Linked DNA regions of Homo sapiens: region 2 is linked to region 1. A link is a contact called in ENCODE Hi-C data. All regions are on one chromosome and are shown on one strand. The core of a region is the stretch at or near the end of the contact, and the rest is flanking DNA. Distances in the headings are between cores, read along the strand shown.

Region 1 (7,174 bases), core at 1,977-4,476:
TCCTCTCCAGCCCAATCCCCTGGATCCATCTGGAGATCAGAAACTCACAACACATGTGCCCTGGGAATCCCAGCTAAAAGTTTCCTCCCCTCCCAAAACATCTGCACTCTTGAACCAGAGTGGGGATAGAAAACTATGCAAATGTCAATACAATAAAGGACTAGGAACCTAGAAAAAAAAAATCACCCATGTTCCCCTGGGATCTGGGATAAAAAGTCCTCAAATATTCAACTTGGGCATCCTCAAAGATGACATCAAAATGCTCCCTCTGGCAGGTAACACTCAGATAATGCTTTGAGTAGGTTGCAAAGCTTTCAGTGATCAGAGTGGGCAAAAGGTCTGAAGATAACTTGCTGAAATCGATCTACTCAGAGGACAGGAGACCTCCTCACCAATCCCAAGGCAGGTGAAAGGTGAGAAGAGCACCAAGGGCAAGCCTCAAAACATCCAAGGGCTTTTCTACAAAGAAAAACTCCCATCCTGGCTAACACGGTGAAACCCGGTCTCTACTAAAAATACAAAAAATTAGCCGGGCGTGGTGGCGGGTGCCTGTAGTCCCAGCTACTCGGCAGGCTGAGGCAGGAGAATGGCGTGAACCCGGGAGGCGGAGCTTGCAGTGAGCCAAGATTGTACCACTGCAGTCCAGCCTGGGCAACAGAGCGAGACTCCACCTCAAAAAAAAAAAAAAAAAGAAAAAAAGAAAACCTCTAGAAGGCAAGCCTGGTAAAACACCTGTTTGTTTGTTACTTTGTTTCTTTCTCTTCTTTTTTTTAAGGAAAGCTTTTTTTATTAGATGTCCCTTTTACTCATAAGAGCAGACTGAAAAGGGGCAGCCCAGTAGGGGGATAAAATCCCTGGCAAGAAATGACTTGTACGAGGGCCACCAGGCACTCGCAGGAACAGCTCAGCTCCTTTGCTTGGCGAGATGTCAGGCACATCCTGGTCATAAGAATAACTCCCTGGTGAGTCACAGCTGATCCCCAAGGCAGCCCGGGTGCCCATCCCCCCACAGCAGACCTAGTTGCAGGAATCAGGAATGGATGCGCGCAGGACAGGGGAGCCAGCAGGCAGGCTGACAGGAAGTAAATTTTATTATCAAGACATGCATTCTACCCTCTGGCCTCACCTGTCTCCTCTGTCTCCACCTTGCCCCCATCCTCACCCCCAGGGGAAAGAAAAGAAGTCAACAAAGCAGGCTTTTCCTGCTAGCTCTCCATGGCATGTGGCCAAGACACCAGCAGCCCAGGGCAGACCCCAGCAATCAAGAACAACCCACAGGTCCCTAGATCCCTTTACTTAATCAGTGGCTTCCGGTTTGTTTGGTTCCTTTTCCATCCATCCCCAAGGATCTCCCCCTGATCTCCCCTTTCCTCCTCCCCAAGCCTTTTTCCATCGCCAATCCCCCACACAGGTCCCACACCCAGAAGACACTGGCCTGGGAGTGGGTGGGAGGGTGGTTTTCCCAGGAACATAACCTTGACGTGCAATCAGCTATAACCACAACCCCGGGGTGTGAACAACCTTCCCTCTCCCCTGTCTAGCTCACAGGGCATAGCTGGAGCTTGATAAATGAGACACAATTAATTGGAGCTGTTAAGGCAGCAGGGAGGGGCCGAGTGCCTCCCCTCAGAAGGCAAACAGAGAAAAATTACATGCCACAGAAACCTCTGAACACAGAAACTGCATCATAAACAACAAACAGCATCTGGCTCATTGGCAGGTCGTTAAGAGTCAAGATAACTCCTCCCACCCCACCCCCCAAAGATCACCTGGCCTAGGGGGGTCCCATGCCCCACTGAAGGTCAGAATCACCTAAGAGGCCCCACTCCACGCCTACCGGCTCTGTCGCCCTCTGCCTGGAGCCCAGGAATCAGTCTTTTTTAAAAGACACACCCAGCCGGGCGTGGTGGTTCATGCCTGTAATCCCAGCACTTTGGGAGGCCAAGGCAGGCAGATCACGAGGTCAGGAGATGGAGACCAACCTGGCTAACACAGTGAAAAACCGTCTCTACTAAAAATACAAAAAATTAGCCAGGCACGGTGGCACGTGCCTGTAGTCCCAGCTACTCGGGAAGCTGAGGCAGGAGAATTGCTTGAATCTGGGAGGCAGAGGTTGCAGTAAGCCAAGATCATGCCACTGCACTCCAGCCTGGGCGACAGAGCGAGACTCCGTCTCAAAAAAAAAAAAAGGAGACACACCCCAACCCCAGGTATTTCTAATGCAGCTTCTTTGGGAAACAATGAATCTAGTTGATTCCCCTGCCTCCTGGCAGGAGTTGGAACTAAATGACGGTAGCTAGAAAGATGTACCATTTTTGGCGGGGGGGCTTGTCTTTGGGGATTTGGGATGGTCATTAAAACTCTAGGATATACTGATGATATATGCTACAATGTGGCTGAACCTCACAAACAATATGCTAAGTGAAAGAAGCCAGATACAAAAGGTCACATATTGCATGATTGCATGACACCATTTATATGAAATGTCCCGAATAGGTAAATCCATAGGGAGAGAAAGCTGATTAGTGGTTACGAGGGGCTGGGAGATTGGAGAGGAGGGAATCACTGCTTAATGGGTAAGGGGTTTTATTTCAGAGCGATGGAAATGTTTTGGAAATCATGGTAGCACAACATTGCGGCGATATTAAGTTCACTGAACTGTTCACTTTAAAATGGCTAATTTTATGTAATGTGAAATATACTCAAATTTTTTTAAGGCCTCTAGGACCTGCAGAGAACATTATATTTCTCAAGTGCTAATCAAGAACCTAGGAGCTTCCACTCTTAAGAAGTGCTCCTTTTATCTCATCTCAAGCCCTCATGCTACCAAAATATGCAGCTAGAATGAGTCATACAGGAGGCAGGCTGTGGACTGGGTCTCTGGCCAAACCAATCCTTCAAAGTGCTGTCAGCGGCATCTGCAGAGCCACAGCATCCGCACAGGCCTCCCTGTCCCCAGCTGGAGAAACAGCCGCAGGCCCAAGGCTAGCATCCACCGCCAGCTCACAACAGTGGATGCCACCCACACCTTGACTCGCCTCGGCATCTTCATCGAACAAGTCCATATCACCCCACAAGTGTTGTCCCTCAGCCCCCTGCGTGCCCTGGCAACCCGGAGAGGTGAAATGATTCACCTCCTATTATTCAGAGTGAGGGGAAGGACCTGCTACCACCCAGTCCTCAAGTTCTGGGTTGTTATAAATAGAGGGGAGGAAGTCAATGGCTTGGATGAAGGGACTGATTACTCATGCGTTCACTTGCGGATGAAGTAGGCACTGAGGTCTGCTAGGTGCCAGGCACCCTGTAGGCTCTTTAATCATTTCTTACCTGTTAGCTCACACAGAGCACTTCTGGGGGAATTAGGGTTGCAAGTCTAAGCCAATGATGAGAAGTTTCCAATAAAACCACCGAAATCTGTATAGTTGTTGAGGCTTATGCAGGAGGTGGGGCCACTGAATAGAATGGGTCACAGGTACCCTCTCTACACCTCTTTCAAATTGGTCAAACCCAAAAATCAGGATGTCCTAGACTCCCACAGCTTGCAGTCCTCACAACTCCTACACAGCCTCCTCCCAAAACGCAGTACAAGGAGGACAAATAAGGCAGTCTGATTCATTTCTCTGCTTCACTAGCAGTGAAATACAAAGAAGCGTTTTTAAAATTCTACAATATAGCATAAAACAAATATCCTGTCCTTCAACTGTGAGGACAGAAGGAGCCAGGCACTCCCCTGAACTATATGACGAAACTGAGGAAGTCAAAGACAGCCTCCTGAGGTCCAAGGAGAACAAGGTTTTCCCAAACCATCCCTTTGCATGGCTTAAATGCTAGGTATGCAAATTGCCTCTCACTGTCCCCTTTCAAGACTGTGTTCTCACTATATTTAGCAGGCTTATTATCCTCCCTGGACTGCTCACCTCAGAAGGAAAGCTGAAATCTAGTTTACGAGCACTCCCGGAAGAGAGGCCCAGTTCATGGAATCTCAGCTCACTCACTTGACTTTTGAGTTTGCTCAAGATGCTTCACCTACAGAACTCCTGAACTACTTTGCTGATGAATTCAGGCTGCCCATTTTCCAGATGAGGAAACAAGGAGAGAATAACCTTGGACTAGAACTTAGCATTCACTACTATCTCCTTCACTGGAGCCATGACCATTCTACAGAGAAAAATACACATATGCCCTTTCCTTTCTCTTTGCTAAAAGGATGATAATCATAATCTCACTGCCTTATAATATCAGTTTAGAGAGCTTATTTCCCTTTCTGATTGATCCTTGGCAGCGAGAACCTATCTACTGTTTACCTCTGTGTGCCACTCTGTCCTGGTGAACCCACTTTGTCAATGAGCGAATATGCTTTGCTGTTTTGGGAGGGGCTCCCTACTAAAAAGAAACTGTGGAAAACTCTCTTTCTCATGAACATAATATCACCCCTTAATTTACCAGTTGGCAAAAAAAAAATGAGGAAAATATCAAAGCCAGAAAGAATCTCAGAGAACAATTAAATGAAATGCCACCTTTTGCAAATGAGATTAAGCTCAGAGACAGACTTTAAGGCAATGTGGTGGTTCTCACTGCCTGAAAACACACGGCCATGTGCAGGAAACACAGTCAGAGTGAGCACAGCAAATACCCCCTCAAGAGAGCGCACCCCAAGCCAGGACTTGCCCTACGTGAGGATTTCCCTGTGAGCCCAAAGTCATTTCTCACAGCTCTTCAGGATGGTTCCAGACCACAGACTTGCCCTCTGCAGCTTCACCATGAATAGCCCCTCACCGCGTTCAGTCAATAAGTATTTATCAAGCACTAACTATATACCAGATGCTATACTAGGTGTTAGTAAAATGGCAGACTCACATCTGCAATCCCAGCACTTTGGGAGGCCAAGGCGGGTGGATCCCTCGAGCCCAGGAGTTCAAGACCAGCCTAGACAACATGACACAACCCCATCTCTACAAAAAATACAAAAACTAGACGGGCCTGGTGGCGCATGCCTGTAGTCCCAGCTACTAGGGAGTCTGAGGTGGGAGGATCGCTTGTGCCCAAGAGATCGAGGCCGCAGTGAGCTATGATCATGCCACTGCACTCCAGCCTGGGCGACAGAGCTAGACCCTGTCTCAAAAAATAAAAAAGAAAGAAAAATAACACGATTCTAGGTCCTGCCTCATAGCTCTGAATATAGTAGGGAAAACACGCATTAAACAACTAATTCCAGGAATGATGATTGAATTACTGTTGTTACACAGGGGACCTAACCTCATATCGGGGAGAGAGTGAGGCTTCACTGAAGACCTGACCTATGTACTGACACCATAAGGATGAAGAGGGAGGAGTTAGGGAAAAGGGGATGGAAAAGTGAGGCAGAGAACATGGACCCAGACCTAAGGCAGGGCAGAGCAGAAGCCAGGAAGGAGAAGGGCCTTGAGACTTGCTGTGTTTGAAAAATTACAAGATCAGTGTGGCCAGGAGAAAGTGGAATTATGTGAGATCTCCAGGTTTTAAAGGTGGAGAAAAAAAAGTACTGCAAAAAAGCTGTGGATCCCTGCTTGAGATCAAAAATTTCACTAGATTACTTAGGATAGACAAATATGCCTGCATAAATCTGAAACAAGTTAGCGGGTTGGTTTGAGTCTTGTTCTCTCCGGTTTACCACCTGTCTAACTACGGGTAAGTCACTTCACCTTTTCAAGCTTCAAGATACTCATCTCTGAAATGAGATGAATAATCATTCTTATCTTCCCCATTTTTCAAGATTGTCGTAAGAATCAAATGAGATGCAGCCTGTGGATGTCATTTCATAAACTTCGACGCACTAAAACATCATTTCTTTTCATTACCAAATGCCTCTCAACCAAAATAAGCCATTCCTCACAAAACGGCTCCACATAGAACATTAACATTAGCGAAAGGCCTAAGAGCAAGCGATGACATATATAAAATGACAAAACACTGCACGCCTGAGTCAAGCTAGGAGCTCCTGCCTAACTGAAACTCACAGGCAGTTTTCTCCTTGATTCCCAGCCGAACTCTGAAACCTGGGGAAACCCAACCTCCAGGTCCCAAGGCTCCAGCCCAGAGGCGACACTGTTTTCTAGCACTTTCCTAACTCCAAGAGAAAAGCATGTAAACATTACATCCCAGAACCGAAGGCCTCTATACCCTACCAGTGGCTTCTTCACCACCCTGTGAGGGCAGCTATAAACAAGACTAATGGAGAAGGGGGAGTGCATTAAACCCATGGCTTGGCCAATTTCTCAGTAATAGGAGATGCCCTCTGGGCTACCAGGAGGTGAGGCAACAGGCGGACGTCCCACAGGCTCTGGTCTGCTAGCTAAACTCCCCCAGCTCTGTTTAGATAGCTCTTTCACCTCTAACCAACTTTCCACATCCACTGCTTCATTTTTCTCCTCTAGAGATTGAAGGCCTTGTTTCTGCAGTAACCGTCCCCCTCCAGCCCACCCATCACCACCACCACCAACAGCACACCTTGCCAAATTCAGCAAACCATGTGCACAGTTAACTGCAGATTTTTTTTTTTTTTAACCACTCAGTGAGAGAATTTCAGGGAACTAAATGTACACAGATGAGGTAAGTCATAGGTACAGAGTCTCAGGTTACTCAATTAATTGAGCACAGGTTCAAAGCATGCAAGTCCTTCCAAACACTTCTGGTTTCACAGGACACTCACCCCACTCTGCTCTGTCCCCACTCCCTGCCATCTCGGGCTCCTTGGCTGAGATCCTTGGGCAGATCAGCACTGGCCTTTCTCCCCAGGTCCCTGGGGCAGAGACAGGTGGAACTGTCTCGCATGTGTCTCCTGGGCTAATAGAGAAATGGGGTCCTTAACTATCTGGGACCTTAACCCTATAGCTTGCTATCTCACAGGTACCTATTAAAGTCTTCCCAGCCACAGTCCCCAAGCTAGCCTTTCTCCACAGGTGGCTCTTAACCCAGGGCCCTCCAGGCTCAACCAGATCATACCAGCCTTTCCAATGCCTCTGGGCACAGAGTTAAAAATTTCACCAAGGCCAGGCACGGTGGCTCACACCTGTAATCCCAGCATTTTGGGAGGCCAAGGTGGGTGAATCACGAGGTCAGGAGTTCGAGACCAGCCTGGCCAATATGGTGAAACCTCATCTCTACTAAAAATACAAAACAATTAGCCGGGCGTGGT
Region 2 (7,174 bases), core at 2,489-4,988, 1.2 Mb before region 1:
CTTCACAGCCTGAATTACATGGTTATGACACTACGGCTCTTAAACACAGAGGCATCCTTGTTTATTCCTGCATATCCAGCAGCCAAGCACAGTTCTTGGTACATCATGGGGTATAATGAGTGTTATTTGGGATGGCACAAATGAATTACCCAGGATTATGCAGCAAATCAGGCGAAACGCTGGGACTAGAGCCCACACTTTCTAAATCCTGGTACGCGGTTCCTTTGCTCTAAGCTATGCCTCATAAGTGGATACTCATTCTCCTGACTGATGGAGGAATTTGTTCCACAGCATTCCAAACTCTGAATGGTCTGAAACTCTTAAGAGATTTTGGGAATGGCAGCCCCTCCCCATGACTGACTATTTTGTGGAGCACAAGGGTCAATCAGCTCCTGAAAACACACCTTTCAGCCTCTGGGCAGTGGGTCCTGGGATGATGGTGGCAGTGCCTGCTGGACCATCACATATACTAGTGAGTCATGTGGAAGTGATCCCAAGTGGTTAGTGAGAGACCTAGGAAAGAGATTTAGCCTTCACCATCTTCACTCCTAGAGGCTGCAGGCATTTCCCTTCTCACTTCTTATGGTTTCTATTTTCTTATTGGACATCTGGACTCAAAGGAACATGGGTCAGCCAGACAGATCTAGGCTGAGTGCAGCCACAATGGAAAGAAGGGCAGAGAGGATGGTCCCCATTGTGACCCCTGCTAGCTGACAGGGCTGTGGCAGGATGGAGTAGGGTCCCACCTGGCCTCAAATTCCCACCATTCAGTCACATAGGTATTCTCTCCAGGTCACTGATGGCTGATATGAACTGAACTGAATTGTTTCCTCTTAAAATTCATATATTGAAGCCCTAACCTTTAATATGATGGTATTTGAAGATGGGGCCTTTGGGAGGTAATTAGGGTTAGACAAGTTCATGGGAGGAATTCTAATGATGAGATTAGTGCCCTTGGCTCATGCCTATAATCCTAGCACATTGGAAAGCCTCAGCAGGCACATCACCTGAGGTCAGGAGTTTGAGACCAGCCTTGCCAACATGGCAAAATCCCATCTCTACTAAAAATACAAAAACTAGCTGGGCATGGAGGTGGGAGCTGGGTGTGGTGGTGGGCACCTGTAATCCCAGCTACTCAGGAGGCTGAGGCCGGAGAATTGCTTGAATCTGGGAGGCAGAGGTTGTGGTGAGCCAAGATTCTGCCACTGCACTCCAGCCTGGGCAACAGAGTAAGACTCTGCCTCAAAAGCAATAGTACCCTTATAAGAGCCTTTTTTTTTTCGAGAGGGAGTTTTGCTCCTCTTGCCCATGCTGGAGTGCAATGGCACCATCTCAGCTAGCACAGGGTATACAAAATAATAAATGTTAATAAAAGGTTATTAAAGAGATGAATGAATGGAGTGCTTATTATGTACCAGGCACCATGCAAAGGGCTAGGGAAAGATAAAAGACTAAGATACTATCTCTCCAAGGAGTCACAGTCTAGTCTGGGAAACTGACATAAGCTGACTTTGATGATGTGATAATGGTAAGTGCTCCACCAGAGGCACGGCATCAGGTACGTACAATGTTCCAGGGCAGCACAGACGCACATAAACACATTCTGCCTCGAGATGGGAATGTAGTATATAGGAGTTAGGAATGGATAATGCAACCTGAGAAATTTTCTCAAAGGAGAGAATATTTGAAAAGAACGTACAGTACTCCCTTGGTATCCATAGGGGAATGATTCCAGGACCTCCCTCAGATATCGAAATCCTCAAGTCCTTGATATAAAATGGTGCAGTATTTGCATATAACCCATGCACACCCTCCTGTGTACTTTAAATCATCTCTGGGTTACTTATAATACCGATTACAACATAGAAGCTATGTAAATAGTTGTTATACTGTATTGTTCAGGAAATAATGGCAGGAAAAAATTCTGTTCATGTTCAGTACACATGCAATTTTTCCCCCCAATATTTTTGATTTGCAATTGGTTGAAACAACAAATTCAAAACCTATGGACATGGAGGGCCGACTGTATAACATTTCATCTAAGAGAAAAATGTACCCAGGATGAAGTTATCCATGGATTCATCAACAAACATAAGCAAGACCCAGAGGTGTTGAAAATGCAAGGGCTTGAGTGATAAAGGCGGCTTTCATAAAGGTGGCTGAGTCACACAGAAGAGCCTGGGGGCGGGAGGCAAAGGTGAGCAGGAAGGGCCAGAAGGTGACAGTGATGCCAGGAAATACAGAAGGGAGCCTGAGGGGAAGACAGGGAGACAACAGTTCAATAATGCAGGGATGCTGGAATGTCGCTATTTAGAATTTTTTTTTAGACAGGGTCTGGCTCTGTCACTCAGGCTGGAGTACAGTGGCACATTCTTGGCTCACTGCAACCTCCATCTCCTGGGCTCAAGCAATCCTCCCACCTCAGCCAGTGTAACTGAGACTACGGGCCTGTGCCACCATGCCCAACTAGTTTTTGTATATATTATTTTTTTGAGATGGAGTTTTGCTCTTGTTGCCCAGGTTGGAGTGCACTGGCGCAATCTCGGCTCACTGCAACCTCTGCCTCCCAGGTTTTCAAGCGATTCTCCTGCCTTAGCCTCTTGAGTAACTGGGATTACAGGCACCTGCCACCACGTCCAGCTAATTTTTGTATTTTTAGTACAGACACGTTTTACCATGTTGGCCAGGCTGGTCTTGAACTCCTGACGTCAGGTAAACCACCTGCCTCGGCCTCCCAAAGTGCTGGGATTACAGCTGTGAGTCATCCTGCCCAGCCAGTTGTTGTATTTTTTTAGTAAAGACGGGGTTTCTCCTTGTTGCCCAGGCTGGTCTCGAACTCCTGGGCTCAAAGCGATCCTCTTGCCTCAGCCTCTCAAAGTGTTGGGATTACAGGCCTGAGCCACCACACCCAGCCAAAAATTTTTTTAATGAAATCTTACAAGGGCTGTTAGGGTGAGGTGGGAGAGCTGAGGGGTCTAAAGCCAGATAAACTTCAGTGCATTGGCACAGTCACTTCTGAGTGGGATAAATCCTTTAATGTATCTGTCTTGCTTTTCTCATTTGTAAAATGGAAGTACTGCTTACTACTTTCCTCAGGATTGGGAAAAGAGTAAAATTACACATAGTAGGTTCAGAACAAATGTAAGCTCTCACTCTCTCTCTATTTAATTGTAAAGAAGTTCCAAATACCCTGCAGTTCCAAGATGGTCCGCTGCAAACTGGAGGAAAATGGGCTCTGCCTTCAGCAGGTGCCTCCTTGTTTTGTGATTATCTACTGTGTATGCGTCTATCTCCTTCCTACTCTCAGGAATTCACTGGGGCCAGGATTACATCCTGTTTATCTCTGGGGGCCATGGACCCCAGTGCTTGGCTCATCAGAGGTGCTCCTTGCAGCTTTGAAGAACTAAATTGCACAGATGGGCAAAGCAGACATAAACTGTCTTACCCAAAGTCACAGGACAGAACAGCGGCTGAGCTAGTTCTAGAACTTTGACCTCACAGTCCATTGATTTCATGATGCCACATGGTCTCAGACCAAACAGAACAAAGACTCTGATCTCATCCAGTGACATATCAATTCCTCTCCAAATCCCCACCAAATGGGAACTGCCACAGAACGCTGAGCATCCGCGTCACCTTTCTCTTTCTCAGAACAGCATCCACACTTTCACACGGAGGAACAGAACCAACACTCAAAACAACTCTTAAAACACTTTCCTGCAATGTGGTCTCTAAACACAGGAAACAGCAGCTGGCTGCATTGCCAGTAATGCTTATTTGCCAGTCAGGGTGCTAGAGCTCTGTGTGCAAGTTTAAAGCTGTGATCCAGGAACAAAAATAAACCAGCAAAGCAGAAACCGAGGCACCATAAACACGGGTCTAATAAAAGGTTTTTGGAGCCAGGAAAACTTGGGTTAGGGACCCAGCTCTGCCACTTAATCATGGTGCATGTTTAATAAACTCAGTTTCCTCATCTGTAAAATGGGTTTATTAATACTAACTGCAGGCCAGGCACGGTGGCTTATGCCTGTAATCCCAGTACTTTGGGAGACGAAGGTGGGTGGATCACCAGAGGTGAGGAGTTCGAGACCAGCCTGGCCAACATGGTGAAACCCTGTCTCTACAAAAAATACGAAAATTAGCCGGGTATGATGGTGCACGCCTGTAATCCCAGCTCCTCAGGAGGCTGAGACAGGAGAATCGCTTGAACCCAAAAGGCGGAGGTTGCAGTGAGCTGCGATTGTGCCACTGCACTCCAGCCTGGGCCTCAGAGCGAGACTCCGCCTCAAAAAAAAAAAAAAAAAAAAAACTAACTGCAGAGCTTTGCTGTGCTGAGTAAGAAGACAATGTTTGGGCTGGGCGCGGTGGCTCATGCCTATAATCCCAGTACTTTGGGATGCCGAGGAGGGCAGATCACGAGGTCAGGAGATCAAGACCGTCCTGGCTAACATGGTGAAACCCTGTCTCTACTAAAAATGCAAAAAAATTAGCCGGGTGTGGTGGCGGGCGCCTGTAGTCCCAGGTACTGGGGAGGCTGAGGCAGGAGAATGGCGTGAACCGGGGAGGCGGAGCTTGCAGTGAACTGAGATCGCGCCGCTGCACTCCAGCCTCAGCAACAGAGCTAGACTCCGTCTCAAAAAAAAAAAAAAAAAAAGACAGACAATGTTTGTAAGGTGCCATGGCTTATGATTGGCACATAAGAGATGACTGAATGGTATTTACCTCCAACAGCTTTGAGAATCTAATATGAATTCACTTGACAAAATCCAGCTCTTCAGAGGAACGAGGGGCCCCAACTCGAGTTATTTTCACTAGCTCTTTCATGATTCCATAGCACCGTTTACATCTCTGTGTTTGTGGGCACTTAGCAGACTGCTGTATACTTATTTGGTTTTCTTTTTTTATTTTGATATAATTTAATTTTTATTTTTGTTTTCCCTACTAGACTGGGAGCACCAAGGTGGCAGCTCATTCTCTAGCCATATCTGTTTCTTTTGATACTAGCAGAGCACACACTTAATAAATGTGTGTGGGAAAAACAACAACACAGCCCTATTAACAGGAAATTAGTGGAAGAAAAAGAGGCATCCTGAACCCTAGATATGCAGCTCTAAAAAGATACTCTAATATTCTGGCAGGAGTCCAGCAGTAAGCTGAGAAAGGCTGAAGAAATTTGAGAGTACTTCCTTCTTCATCATGATCTTCTTTTTCTTTTAAAGTAGAAAATCCCCTCTGCAGAAAGAGCAATTCCAGAGCAAAGAGGACCAAACAAGGAGATAGGATTGGACTCTTTAGCAAAAAAATATGCATTCTCTCCATCATCAGAAATTGCAGTGACAATAGAAAGAGCGCCAGGCCTTCTGGAACTTTTTTAAGTGACGGAGTCTCACTCTGTCGCCCAGGCTGGAGTGCAGTGGAGCCATCTCGGCTCACTGCAAGCTCTGCCTCCCGGGTTCACGCCATTCTCCTGCCTCAGCCTCCCGAGTAGCTGGGACTACAGGCGCCCGCCACCATGCCTAGCTAATTTTTATTTTTATTTTTGTATTTTTAGTAGAGACGGGGTTTCACCGTGTTAGCCAGGATGGTCTCGATCTCCTGACCTTGTGATCTGCCCGCCTCAGCCTCCCAAAGTGCTAGGATTACAGGCGTGAGCCACCGCGCCCAGCCCTGGAACTTTCTATGGTAAGGAGTTAAAGGTTGGCTAAGGCTATTCCTTTTACTGCTGAAAACTTCAGCCTCCTAACTTACAAATTCAAATCCTCCTGAGTCTCAAGGGCCTGCATCCCCAGCTCAACAGTTCCTTTTCTTCCTCCTAAGGTGGCTGTTCTGCCCTGGCTTGGTTACACTGGACTTGCTTCCCATCTCCTTTGCTGAGGCCTCTCTCAGCAGTAATCCCTTCCCAAAATGCTGAGCACAACTCACTGTCACGTGCCCAGAGGCCAGACAGTGGCTGGCCAGTGAACGCTTGCCCAACCAGCGAATGCTGAGGGCTCATCTTTCCTAAGGCCATTGCTCAATTCCATCAGTTCATCACTGCACATCCCCTCAGCCCTGGGGTATGGATAATCCATCCCTAACCAACCTGAGAATCATGCCCATGAAAGCCGCTATCCAGAAGCTGATCCATAAAGGACACCCCTAGAGGCCATGTCCCTACTGCAGGCTGGCCCAGCCTGGTCCCCCAGGGACTTTAGGTATGCTCCTGACTCCAACACAGAATGCTTGGGTCCTTCTGAGGAGGCTAACCAGGAAGCTCTGCTGTGCTCACTCAGAACCAGAGAAAACTCTCGCTGAGGAGGTCGAGCATCTGTACGTGGGCCAATGGTTTCCAAAAGTTGTTTTTTCTTGTGAACTGAAATCTGACCCTGTCCCCAGCAATTATAACCACTCATTAAAGTTCACAAAATAGGCCGGGCACTGTGCCTCACGCCTGTAATCCCAGCACTTTGGGAGGCCGAAACAGGCAGATCACCTGAGGTCAGGAATTCGAGATCAGCCTGGCCAACATGGTGAAACCCCATCTCTACTAAAAACACAAAAAGTAGCTGGGTGTGGTGGTGTGCATCTGTGATCCCAGCTACATGGGAGGTTGAGGTTGAGGCAGAAGAATCGCTTGAATCCGGGAGGCAAAGGTTGCAGTGAGCCAAGATTGTACCACTGGACTCCAGCCTGGGTGACAGGGAGACTCCATCTCAAAAAAAAAAAAGTTCACAAAATAGGCATCCGTTTTTCAGTTGACAGCCCTTTCACTCTTAGAGGAGAGATACCCTCCATCCCTCTCCATCATACCACATTATGTTGAAGTCATCTGCTTGGGTCTGTCTTCTTCAAGAGGTTGAGGGCTCCTTGTGGTCAGGGTCTTATTCATGATTGTACCTTCAGAATGCGGCACAATTCCCAGGTGCCTGACACAAAGTCACTGCTCAGTAAACTTTTGTTGGACTAACAGGAGCCTGGTTCTGTCCTGCCTCAACATCTTCCTTATCTCTGCATGTCTTTTCCAGACTAAACATCGGTAGCCCTGCATGACCTGTTTCCCAGGACAACCCATTCTGGGGCAGCGGCTGGTGCCCCAGCATGCAGAAGATGGAAAAGGAACATTAAAAAACCAAACAACAAAAAACAAACCAAAAAAAACTTCACATACTGAGATTCCATCCTCCACATCCTTCGG

The links. A loop is a pair of places that touch in the nucleus more often than their neighbours do. Pooled maps may share reads with other maps.
Region 2: a loop to region 1 is called in a pooled map, with 5 times the contacts of the local background. The contact joins two enhancer-like sites. A Hi-C loop is called at or near these places in 4 of 50 pooled maps.

The regions. Positions count from the first base shown.
Region 1 is chr11:121,460,548-121,467,721 of GRCh38, reverse strand. The region is part of intron 1 of SORL1 (sortilin related receptor 1); the gene reads right to left. Among named protein-coding and RNA genes, the nearest start is that of SORL1-AS1, 11 kb to the right of the region's middle. RefSeq lists enhancers at 1,122-1,191, 755-1,954. Within about 2 kb of position 3,226, at least 29 of the 41 ENCODE cell types and tissues checked have a DNase peak (open chromatin) inside an H3K27ac peak, as active enhancers do.
Region 2 is chr11:122,671,860-122,679,033 of GRCh38, reverse strand. All of the region lies in intron 1 of UBASH3B (ubiquitin associated and SH3 domain containing B), which reads right to left. Among named protein-coding and RNA genes, the nearest start is that of UBASH3B, 20 kb to the right of the region's middle. Within about 2 kb of position 3,738, at least 9 of the 41 ENCODE cell types and tissues checked have a DNase peak (open chromatin) inside an H3K27ac peak, as active enhancers do.